Regions from separate parts of the Homo sapiens genome. Here region 1 is linked to region 2. Evidence: read pairs that join two places in POLR2A ChIA-PET (ENCODE). Cell type or tissue: PC-3. All regions are shown on one strand.

The links. Peaks named below come from ENCODE experiments on the same cell type or tissue, not always from the same donor. Only the 100,000 strongest peaks of a DNase experiment are listed, where the experiment ranks them.
Region 1: POLR2A ChIA-PET joins it to region 2 with 24 read pairs; 2 of 35 experiments call an interaction of 5 or more read pairs at or near these places.

The regions. Positions count from the first base shown.
Region 1 is chr15:51,028,108-51,033,107 of GRCh38, forward strand. No RefSeq gene overlaps it. Among named protein-coding and RNA genes, the nearest start is that of MIR4713HG, 6.9 kb to the right of the region's middle. RefSeq lists a silencer at 2,831-3,031. In PC-3, no CTCF peak of the experiment used is centred here; a DNase peak (open chromatin) is centred at 2,734; H3K27ac peaks cover 1,450 bases.
Region 2 is chr15:50,948,334-50,953,333 of GRCh38, forward strand. It overlaps AP4E1 (adaptor related protein complex 4 subunit epsilon 1), which reads left to right. Exons shown (of 21, transcript NM_007347.5): 12 at 1,493-1,605; 13 at 1,718-1,836. Among named protein-coding and RNA genes, the nearest start is that of AP4E1, 42 kb to the left of the region's middle. In PC-3, no CTCF peak of the experiment used is centred here; no DNase peak of the experiment used is centred here.

The DNA of each region.
Region 1 (5,000 bases), 80 kb after region 2:
TTTTAATTTCTTGCTTTTTATTTTTTATGTATCTGTTGTAGGTTCTCTGATTTGAAGTTGCCATGAGGTTTATAAATAACATCTTAAAACTCATTATTTTAAACTAATGACAACCTAACACTGATTGCAGAAACAAACTACAAACAAGCAAAGAGAAAACTAATACAAACTCTACATTTTAACTTTATTCTCCTTCCCCCACTTTTTAACTCTTTGTTGTTTCTATTTATATCTTATTACACTGTCTATGCCTTTAAAAATTGTTGTAGTTATTATTTTTGATAGGTTCATCTTTTAGTCTTTCTACTCAAGATATAAGTAGTTTACACACCACAATTTCAGTTATAATATTCTGTGTTTCTCTGTTTACTTACTATTACCAGTGAGTTTTGTGCCTTCAGATGATTTCTTTTTTTCTGTTTTTTTCTTTTTTTTTTTTTTTTTTTTGAGATGGAGTCTCGCTCTGTCGCCCAGGCCGGAGTGCAGTGGTGCGATCTCGGCTCACTGCAACCTCCACCTCCCAGGTTCAAGTGATTCTGCCTCAGCTTCCCGAGTAGCTGGGACTACAGGCGTGCACCACCACGCCCAGCTAATTTTTGTATTTTTAATAGAGACGGGGTTTCACCATGTTGGCCAGGATGGTCTCAATCTCTTGACCTTGTGATCTGCCCGAACATCCTTTTCTTTCAGATTGAAGAGCTCCCTTTAGCATTTCTTGTAGGACAGGTCTGGTGTTTAAATCCCTCAGCTTCTGTTTGTCTGGGAAAGTCTTCATTTCTCCTTTTGGTTTGAAGGACACTTTTGCTTGATATACTATTCTAGGATAATTTTTTTTTTCCTTCAGCACTTTAAATATGTCATGCCACTCTCTCCTGGCCTGTAAGGTTTCTATTGAGAAGTCTGCTGCTAGTTGTACTGGAGCTCCTTTGTATGTTATTTGTTTCCTTTCTCTTGCTGCTTTTAGGATCCTTTATTTATCCTTGACCTTTGGGAGTTTGATTGTTAATGCTTTGGGGGTAGTCTAATTTGAGTTAAAGATGTTTTGTGTTCTATATCCTTCTTGTACTTGAATATTGATATCTTTCTCTAGTTTTGGAAAGTTGTCTGTTATTATCTCTACCCTAATTTTTCTCTCTACCTCCTCTATAAGGCCAATAATCCTTAGATTTGCCCCTTTGAGGCTATTTTTTTTCAGATCTTGTAGGCATGCTTCATTCTTTCTTCTTTTGTCTCCTCTGACTGTGTATTTTCAAATAGCCAGTCTTCAAGCTCACTAATTCTTTCTTCTGCTTGATCAGTTCTGCTGTTAAGATACTCTGTATGTCTTCAGTATCTCAGTTGCATTTTTCAGCTGCAGAAATTCAGCTTGATTTTTAAAAATTATTTCAATCTCTTTGTTGAATTTATCTAATAGGATTCTTAATTCCTTCTCTGAGTTATCTTAAATTTCATTGAGTTTCCTCATGATTTTTGAATGCTTTGTCTGAAAGATCACATCTCTCTGTCACTCCAGGATTGGTCACTGGTACCTTATTTAGTTTGTTTGGTAAGTTCATGTTTTCCTGGATGGTCTTGATGCTTGTGGATGTTCATCAGTGTTTAGACATTGAAGAGTTAGGTATTTATTATAGTCTTCACTGTCTGAGCTTGTTTGTACCCATCCTTCTTGGGAAGGCTTTCTAAGTATTCAAAAGGAATCGAGTATTATAATCTAAATATTTGGTCACTGGTGTTTAAATCCCTCAGATTCTGTTTGTCTGGGAAAGTCTTTATTATCTGTGTTATGGGGCACCCCAGGCCTGATAACATTGTGATTCTTGCACACTTATAGAGGTACCATCTTGGTGGTCTTGGGAAAGATCTGGGAGAATTCTCTGGATTACTAGGCAGAGACACTTTTTCTCTTCCTTTATTTTCCCCCAAACAGAGTATCTCTCTCTGTCCATGCTGGGCTACGTGGAGCTGGTTGAGGGGTGACACAAACACCCCTGTGGCCACCACCACTGGCCCTGCACTGTGTCAGAGCCAAAGCCAGCATAGCATTGAGTCTTGCCTGACCTGCAGAGACCACTGCCTGGCTACTGCTGATGTTCACTGAAGGCCCAAGGGCTCTTTAGTCAGCAGGTGGTAAATCCAGCCAGGCTTGTATCCTGTTCATGGCAGCGAGCTCCCACCTCTGGCCCAGGGCAGGTTCATAAATGCCATCTGGGAGCCAGAGCTTGGAGTTCAGAACCTTAGGATTCTACTTGGTACTCTATTCTACTGTAGTTATGCTGGCATCCAAGCTGCAAGATAAAGTCCTTTCCACTCTTCCTTCTCCTTTTCTTATGCAGGAGTGTCTTCTCATGGCCACCATTGCCCCAGGGCCACTGCGAGTACTGCCTGGTTAGTGCCAGTGTTCACTCAAGGCTCACATGCTCTTCAGTCAGCTTGTGGTGAATGCTGCCAGGTCTGGGTCTCTCCCTTCAGGGCAGTGGGCTCACCTCTGGCTGAGGGTGGATCCAGAAATGCCATCCAGAAGCCAAGGCCTGGAATTGGGAACCCCAGGAGCCTGCTTAGTGCTGTATGCTACTGCGGCTGAGCTGATGCCTAAGCTCTATGACAACGTCCCCTTTACTCTTTCCTGTCCTTTCCTCAAGCAGAAGGAGCCTCTCCCTGTGGCCACCAAAGTTGGGAATATGCTGGGTCACATCTGAAGCCAGCAAAGCCCTGGGTCTCATCCAAGTACTGCTGATGTTTATTCAAGGCTCAGCAGCTCTTTAGTCATCAGGTGACGAATCCTGCTAGGACTGGGTCCTTTACTTCAAGGCAACAACAGTTTCTCTTCTGGCCTAGCGTATGTCTAGAAATGTCATCTGGGAGTTAGGGCCTGGAATGGAGGCCTCACGACTGCCTGGTGACCTCTTCTACTGTGGATTAGCTGGTATCCAAGTTGCAAGACAGTCCTCTTTAGTCTCCTCTCTCCTTTCCTCAAGCAAAAGGAAGAAGTCTCTCCTGGGCCTGTAAGCTACATTGTCTTGGAATGGGAAAAGGGTGATTTAAGCATTTCTTTGGCTGCCCCATCTAGTGTCTCACTGAGTTGTGTGTACCCCAAGTCCACTTGTTCTGAGCCCAGAACAGTACCAGGACTTGCCCAGGAATTGCAATCCTTGTGGCCTAGACTGACTTTCATGTTTATTTAGGACCCCGGAGTGCTTTAGCCTGTGGTGGGGGGGCTAGCTGGAACTCAGGTTCCAACCACTGGAATGGATGATTCCCCTCTGTCTAAGGCTGGCCTAAATGTTCCTTCATAGGTGCTGGCCAAATTCTGTCCTAGGTTTCTTTCCACTGTGACAGGGCAGTGCTGAGTTCCAATGCAAAGTCCCACAATCACTGCAGTCCCTCTCCCCAAAGCACACATATTCTCTCTCCATGCCACGTGGCCAGTGCTGGGGGGAGGGAGAGGGGTGATGTCAGCAATTCAAGACTGTCTGTCCTATCTTCTTCAGTGCTTCTTTCCTTTTTTTTTTTCTTTTTTTTAAATTATTATCATTATACTTTAAGTTTTAGGGTACATGTGCACATTGTGCAGGTTAGTTACATATGTATACATGTGCCATGCTGGTGCGCTGCACCCACCAACTTGTCATCTAGCATTAGGTATATCTCCCAGTGCTATCCCTCCCCCCGCCACCCGACAACAGTCCCCAGAGTGTGATGTTCCCCTTCCTGTGTCCATGTGTTCTCATTGTTCAATTCCCACCTACGAGTGAGAATATGTGGTGTTTGGTTTTTTGTTCTTGTGATAGTTTACTGAGAATGATGATTTCCAATTTCATCCATGTCCCTACAAAGGACATGAACTCATCGTTTTTTATGGCTGCATAGTATTCCATGGTGTATACGTGCCACATTTTCTTAATCCAGTCTATCACTGTTGGACATTTGGGTTGGTTCCAAGTCTTTGCTATTGTGAATAATGCTGCAATAAACATACGTGTGCATGTGTCTTTATAGCAGCATGATTTATAGTCCTTTGGGTATATACCCAGTAATGGGATGGCTGGGTCAAATGGTATTTCCAGTTCTAGATCCCTGAGGAATCGCCACACTGACTTCCACAATGGTTGAACTAGTTTACAGTCCCACCAACAGTGTAAAAGTGTTCCTATTTCTCCACATCCTCTCCAGCATCTGTTGTTTCCTGACTTTTTAATGATTGCCATTCTAACTGGTGTGAGATGGTATCTCATTGTGGTTTTGATTTGCATTTCTCTGATGGCCAGTGATGATGAGCATTTTTTCATGTGTTTTTTGGCTGCATAAATGTCTTCTTTTGAGAAGTGTCTGTTCACGTCCTTCGCCCACTTTTTGATGGGGTTGTTTGTTTTTTTCTTGTAAATTTGTTTGAGTTCTTTGTAGATTCTGGATATTAGCCCTTTGTCAGATGAGTAGGTTGTGAAAATTTTCTCCCATTTTGTAGGTTGCCTGTTCACTCTGATGTTAGTTTCTTTTGCTGTGCAGAAGCTCTTTAGTTTAATCAGATCCCATTTGTCAATTTTGTCTTTTGTTGCCATTGCTTTTGGTGTTTTAGACATGAAGTCCTTGCCCATGCCTATGTCCTGAATGGTAATGCCTAGGTTTTCTTCTAGGGTTTTTATGGTTTTAGGTCTAACGTTTAAGTCTTTAATCCATCTTGAATTGATTTTTGTATAAGGTGTAAGGAAGGGATCCAGTTTCAGCTTTCTACATATGGCTAGCCAGTTTTCCCAGCACCATTTAATAAATAGGGAATCCTTTCCCCATTGCTTGTTTTTCCCAGGTTTGTCAAAGATCAGATAGTTGTAGATATGCGGCGTTATTTCTGAGGGCTCTGTTCTGTTCCATTGATCTATATCTCTGTTTTGGTACCAGTACCGTGCTGTTTTGGTTACTGTAGCCTTGTAGTATAGTTTGAAGTCAGGTAGTGTGATGCCTCCAGCTTTGTTCTTTTGTCTTAGGATTGACTTGGTGATGCGGGC
Region 2 (5,000 bases):
GATGGCTTTTTTTTTTTTTTTTTTGCTGGTTTCTTTTATTCATGTAGTCCAGTATTTTGAGCAGGAAGATAGAGGAACCTTTATCCTCTTTTTCCTCTTTCAGTCCTGCCTCGTCTCTACTTCTATCTTGATTTCTTTTCTGAGTAAAAGTTCTTGCTTTTTGGGGAAAGTGGAGGGTGTGTGGGAGTGGTCAGGATGCTAAAGCTTATCCTTTATTGTTTTAAGCTGGAAATTGTCACAGTTAAGTAGTTGGGAACTCTATTAACATGTTACTCTTCTTCATGTTTGTTTCTTAAAAGTCAGAAGAACTTTACAGGTCATAAGCATATTCCATTCATTAAAAAATGTTACTGTTTAGGCCGGGCACAGTGGCTCATGCCTGTAATCCCAGCACTTTGGGAGGCTGAGGCGGGTGGATCACCTGAGGTCGGGAGTTTGAGACCAGCCTGACCAACATGGAGAAACCCTGTCTCTACTAAAAATACAAAATTAGCCGGGCATGGTGGCGCATGCCTGTAATCCCAGCTACTAGGGAGGCTGAGGCAGAGGAATCGCTTGAAACTGGGAGGCGGAGGTTGCAGTGAGCTGAGATTGCACCATTGCACTCCAGCCTGGGCAACAAGAGCGAAACTCCGTCTCAAAAAAAAAAAAAAAAGTTACTGTTTAATTATAAAAAAGAGTGAGTGAATGCTGTTAATGAAATTATATTGGAAATTGCTTAAGTGTAGTTTTGTCCTAGTCAGTGCTGTAGCTCTGGCCAGCAGAATGATAGAACTTTAGAACTGATGAGGAACAGATTAGAAAAGAGACTAAACACCTGTAATCACAGCACTTTGGGAGGCAGAGGTGGGAGGATTGCCTGAGCTCAGGAGTTCACGACCAGCCTGGGCAACACAGTGAAACCCTGTCTCTACTAAAACACAAAAAAATTTAGCCGGGCATGGTGGTGTGCACCTGTAGTCCCAGATACTCGGGAGGCTGAGGCAGGAGAATTGCTTGAACCCAGGAGGCGGAGGTCACAGTGAACCGAGATCGCACCACTGCCCTCCAGGCTTGGCGACAGAGCAAGATTCTGCCTCAAAAAAAAAAAAAAAAGGAAAAAAAGAAAAGATACTAAACAATTTGTTCAAGTAGACATACAACAATATTTAGCTTCTTTGAAGTGAATTCTTTGAAGAATATAATTTTCCATTATTTGCATCTAGTTAGCTGGTTTGTTTCTTTCAGTTATTTCACATTTATTTATTGGATGACTGTTTTGTGCAAGTATGGTGCCAAAGTGACATAAACTCAGTTTATTAAGTTTATTAAATAAGCTTCTACTGAGTACCTATTTTACATAAAACTGGGGTACAGAACAATTTATGGCAGAGGTTAAAGGTAAAACTGCCATACTAGGATGAATTGGGGTTATTTTTTAAAAGATTGCTACAGAAGGGTAATTTTAATAAGTAGCATTTGGAAGTGTACTTGTTCTTAACACTGTGGACACATATGCTCCTGATAATGCATGGTTTATTCAGACAATGAATGCTGTGTTTTCAGTAGGAGGAGATGTAATGCATCCTGATATTCCCAATAACTTTCTGAGACTACTAGCGGAAGGTTGGTACACTATTATATTCTGTAAAGTAAACATTTTAAAGTTTAATGTTTTTATTACAGAGTCCTAAGATAAGTTTGTGGAAATTAAAATGGTGTATCAATTTCTTTGTAGGTTTTGATGATGAAACAGAAGATCAGCAATTAAGACTCTATGCAGTTCAGTCTTATCTCACTTTACTGGATATGGAAAATGTGTTCTATCCACAGAGATTTCTTCAAGTTATGAGTTGGGTGAGCAAAGTACCTTAAATCATAAATTTTTATAACATTTTTAATACAAACCAAATGTTAACATATTTTCTTCAGAAACCATTCGCTTTACTCAGCTAACTCCTTCAGCTGTCAATTTTTCAAATGGCCACCATCTATCACTTAACTATTTACTTTGTTTTTTCTCTCTGCCATCTCACTTGTTTGGTCTTTTAAATATAGGTATTTACTTGTCTCTTTGTGTTTACAATGTTTTTGTTGTGTTTTTTATGTGCATCCGTGTTTGAATATTTGAATACTCATTTATCTCTACTATATTAGTTTTCTTTTTTAAAAAATTATAACCAGTAAATTATCTTTATTTTAACCAAATAGAAGGAGGTTCATCTTTAAGAGGCATTTTCAACGTACCAGGCACAGTGCTGAGTACTTACATTATTAACTTCTTTTCTTCTTCTTTTTTATTTTATTTTATTTTTTAAGTTCTAGGGTACCTGTGCAGGATGTGTAGGTTTGTTACATAGGTAAACGTGTGCCATGGTGTTTTTTGCTGCACCTATTAACACATCACCTAGGTATTAAGACTAGTACACAATAGCTCTTCTTCCTAAAGCTCTCCACCCCCACCACCCTCCCTGATAGGCGCTGGTGTGTGTTGTTCCCCTCCGTGTGTCCTATGTTCTCATTGTTCAGCTCCCACTTATAAGTGAGAACATGCGGTATTTGGTTTTCTGTTCCTGCATTAGTTTGCTAAGAATAATGGCTTCCAGCTTCATCCATGTCTCTGCAAAGGACATGATCTTGTTCCTTTTTATGGCTGTATAGTATTCCATGGTGTATATGTACTACATTTTCTTTATCCAGTCTATCATTGATAGGCTATCTGTGCTATATTAGTTTTCTTATGCTGCATAACAATGTTACCACAAACTTAGTGGCTTAAGACAATACAAATTCATTATCTCATAGTTTCTGTGGGTCAAGAGTCCAGGTATGGCTTAGCTGGGTTCTCTGATTAGGGTCTCACAGGGTTGCAGTGAAGGTGTTGGCTAGGGCTACTGTCTCACCTGAAGCTTGACTGGTAAATAATCCACTTTCGAGCTCGTGTGGTTGTTGGCAGAATTCATTTTCTCGTGGCTGAGTTTTTGTGACTGAGGGTTTTGCTTGCATACTGTTAACTGTAGGCTGTCCTTAGCTGCTAGAGCTGCTTTCAGTTTCTTGCCATGTGGCCTCCCAACAGGGCCGCCTGCTTCATCAAAGCCAGTAGTGGAGATCAGTTTTTTTTCAAGACAGAGGTCACAATTTTGTGTAATGTAATCACATGTAATTGCATACAGGTCATTACCTTTATGTATTCTTTCTTGTGCATATAGGTGAGTGTTTCTTTAGGGGAGATTTAGAGAAGTGATATGGTATGCACATTTTAATATTTTATAGAATTGCCAAATGTTAGCATGTTAGCTTAAATTTTCCCCAGATTTTTACTTAAAAATTTTTCTTTTCTCATCTGCAGAAAAGTTAAAAGACTAAGATAATGAAATATACTTTTAGTTTAGTTTTTTCAGTTAATTTTCTTTCTTTTTTTTTTTTTTTTTTGAGACAGAGTCTTTCTCTGTCAACCAGACTGGAGTGCAGTGGCGTGAACTCAGCTCACTGTAACCTCTGCCTCCTGGGTTCAAGCAATTCTCCTGTCTTGGCATCCCGAGTTGCTGGGATTACAGGCACACGCCACTGCTTCTGGCTAATTTTTGTATTTTTAGCAGAGATGGGGTTTTGCCATGTTGGCCAGGCTGGTCTCGAACTCTCGACCTCAGGTCATCCACCTGCCTCAGCCTCCCAAAGTGCTGGGATTACAGGTGTGAGCCACCACACCCGGCCCAGTTAAATATTTTTAACTACATTTGTTTTACTGTATCTGCATCTATAGGTATATCTAGGTCTACCTATATACAGTTTGTTTTGCTGAGCTGTTTAGAATTGAATTGCAGACACTGTGACACTTCACTCCTAAAACCTCAACATGAATCTTCTATGAATGACATAAGTATAAAACTGTTGTCATACCCAAGAGGTGTAAAGACACTGGGCGCGGTGGCTCATGCCTGTAATCCCAGCACTTTGGGATGCCGAGGTGGGTGGATCACGAGGTCAGGAGATCGAGACCATCCTGGCTAACATGGTAACACCCCATCTCTACTAAAAATACAAAAAATTAGCCAGGCATGGTGGCACGCACCTGTAGTCCCAGCTACTCGGGAGGCTGAGGCAGGAGAATCTCTTGAACTCAGGAGGCGGAGGTTGCAGTGAACCAAGATCACGCCACTGCACTCCAGCCTGGGTGACACAGCAAGACTCCATCTCAAAAAAAAAAAAAAAAAGAAGTGTACAGTAATTCGTTAATATCACCTGCTATACTGTCCATACTCTGATTTATGGATTTGTACCAAAAAATGTCTCTTAGGGCTATTATTCTCCTCCTTTCAATCCCAGATCCAGTTGAGGATCACAAATTGCCTTTACTTATGTCTCTTTATCCTTTTTTAATTTATAATGAACCCCACTTTCTTTTGGTTTTTATGACTGATTTTTTTGTTTGTTTTGGATGACTACTGTTAACTATAGAATGTCCTACATTCTGGATATCTAATTATTTTTGTTCAGGTTAAACATTTTTAGTGAGAATACTACATAGGCAATGTTGTGTATTTCCTACTGCATCATATCAGGATATATATAATATCAGTTTGTCCACTTATTGGTGATTGTAAGTTTATAAGTTTGGGTTAAGATGGTGGCCTGGTGCAGTGGTTCATGCCTGTCATCCCAGCACTTTGGGAGGTGGGAGGATTGCTTGAAGCCAGAGTTTGAGATCAGCTTGGGCAACAAAGTGAGACCTAGTCTCTACCAAAGGGAGAAAAAAAAGATGGTGACCTCCAGATCTTTGCATTATAAAGGTATCTTTCCTTTTTGTAATTTATAACTAATTTGTGAGGTGATTCTATGAGGCTGTGCAAATATCTTTTCCTCAGCTATCTTCAATGGCTTTAGTGTTGATTATCCTTCCTGAATTGATTATTGGTTTCTGTGGCCATTAGTTTTTTTTGTCTATGAACGTGGCATGTCACTCCACTTAATTTAGATTGTCTTTTATTTCTTTCTACAGCATACAGGTCATGTACAGTCGG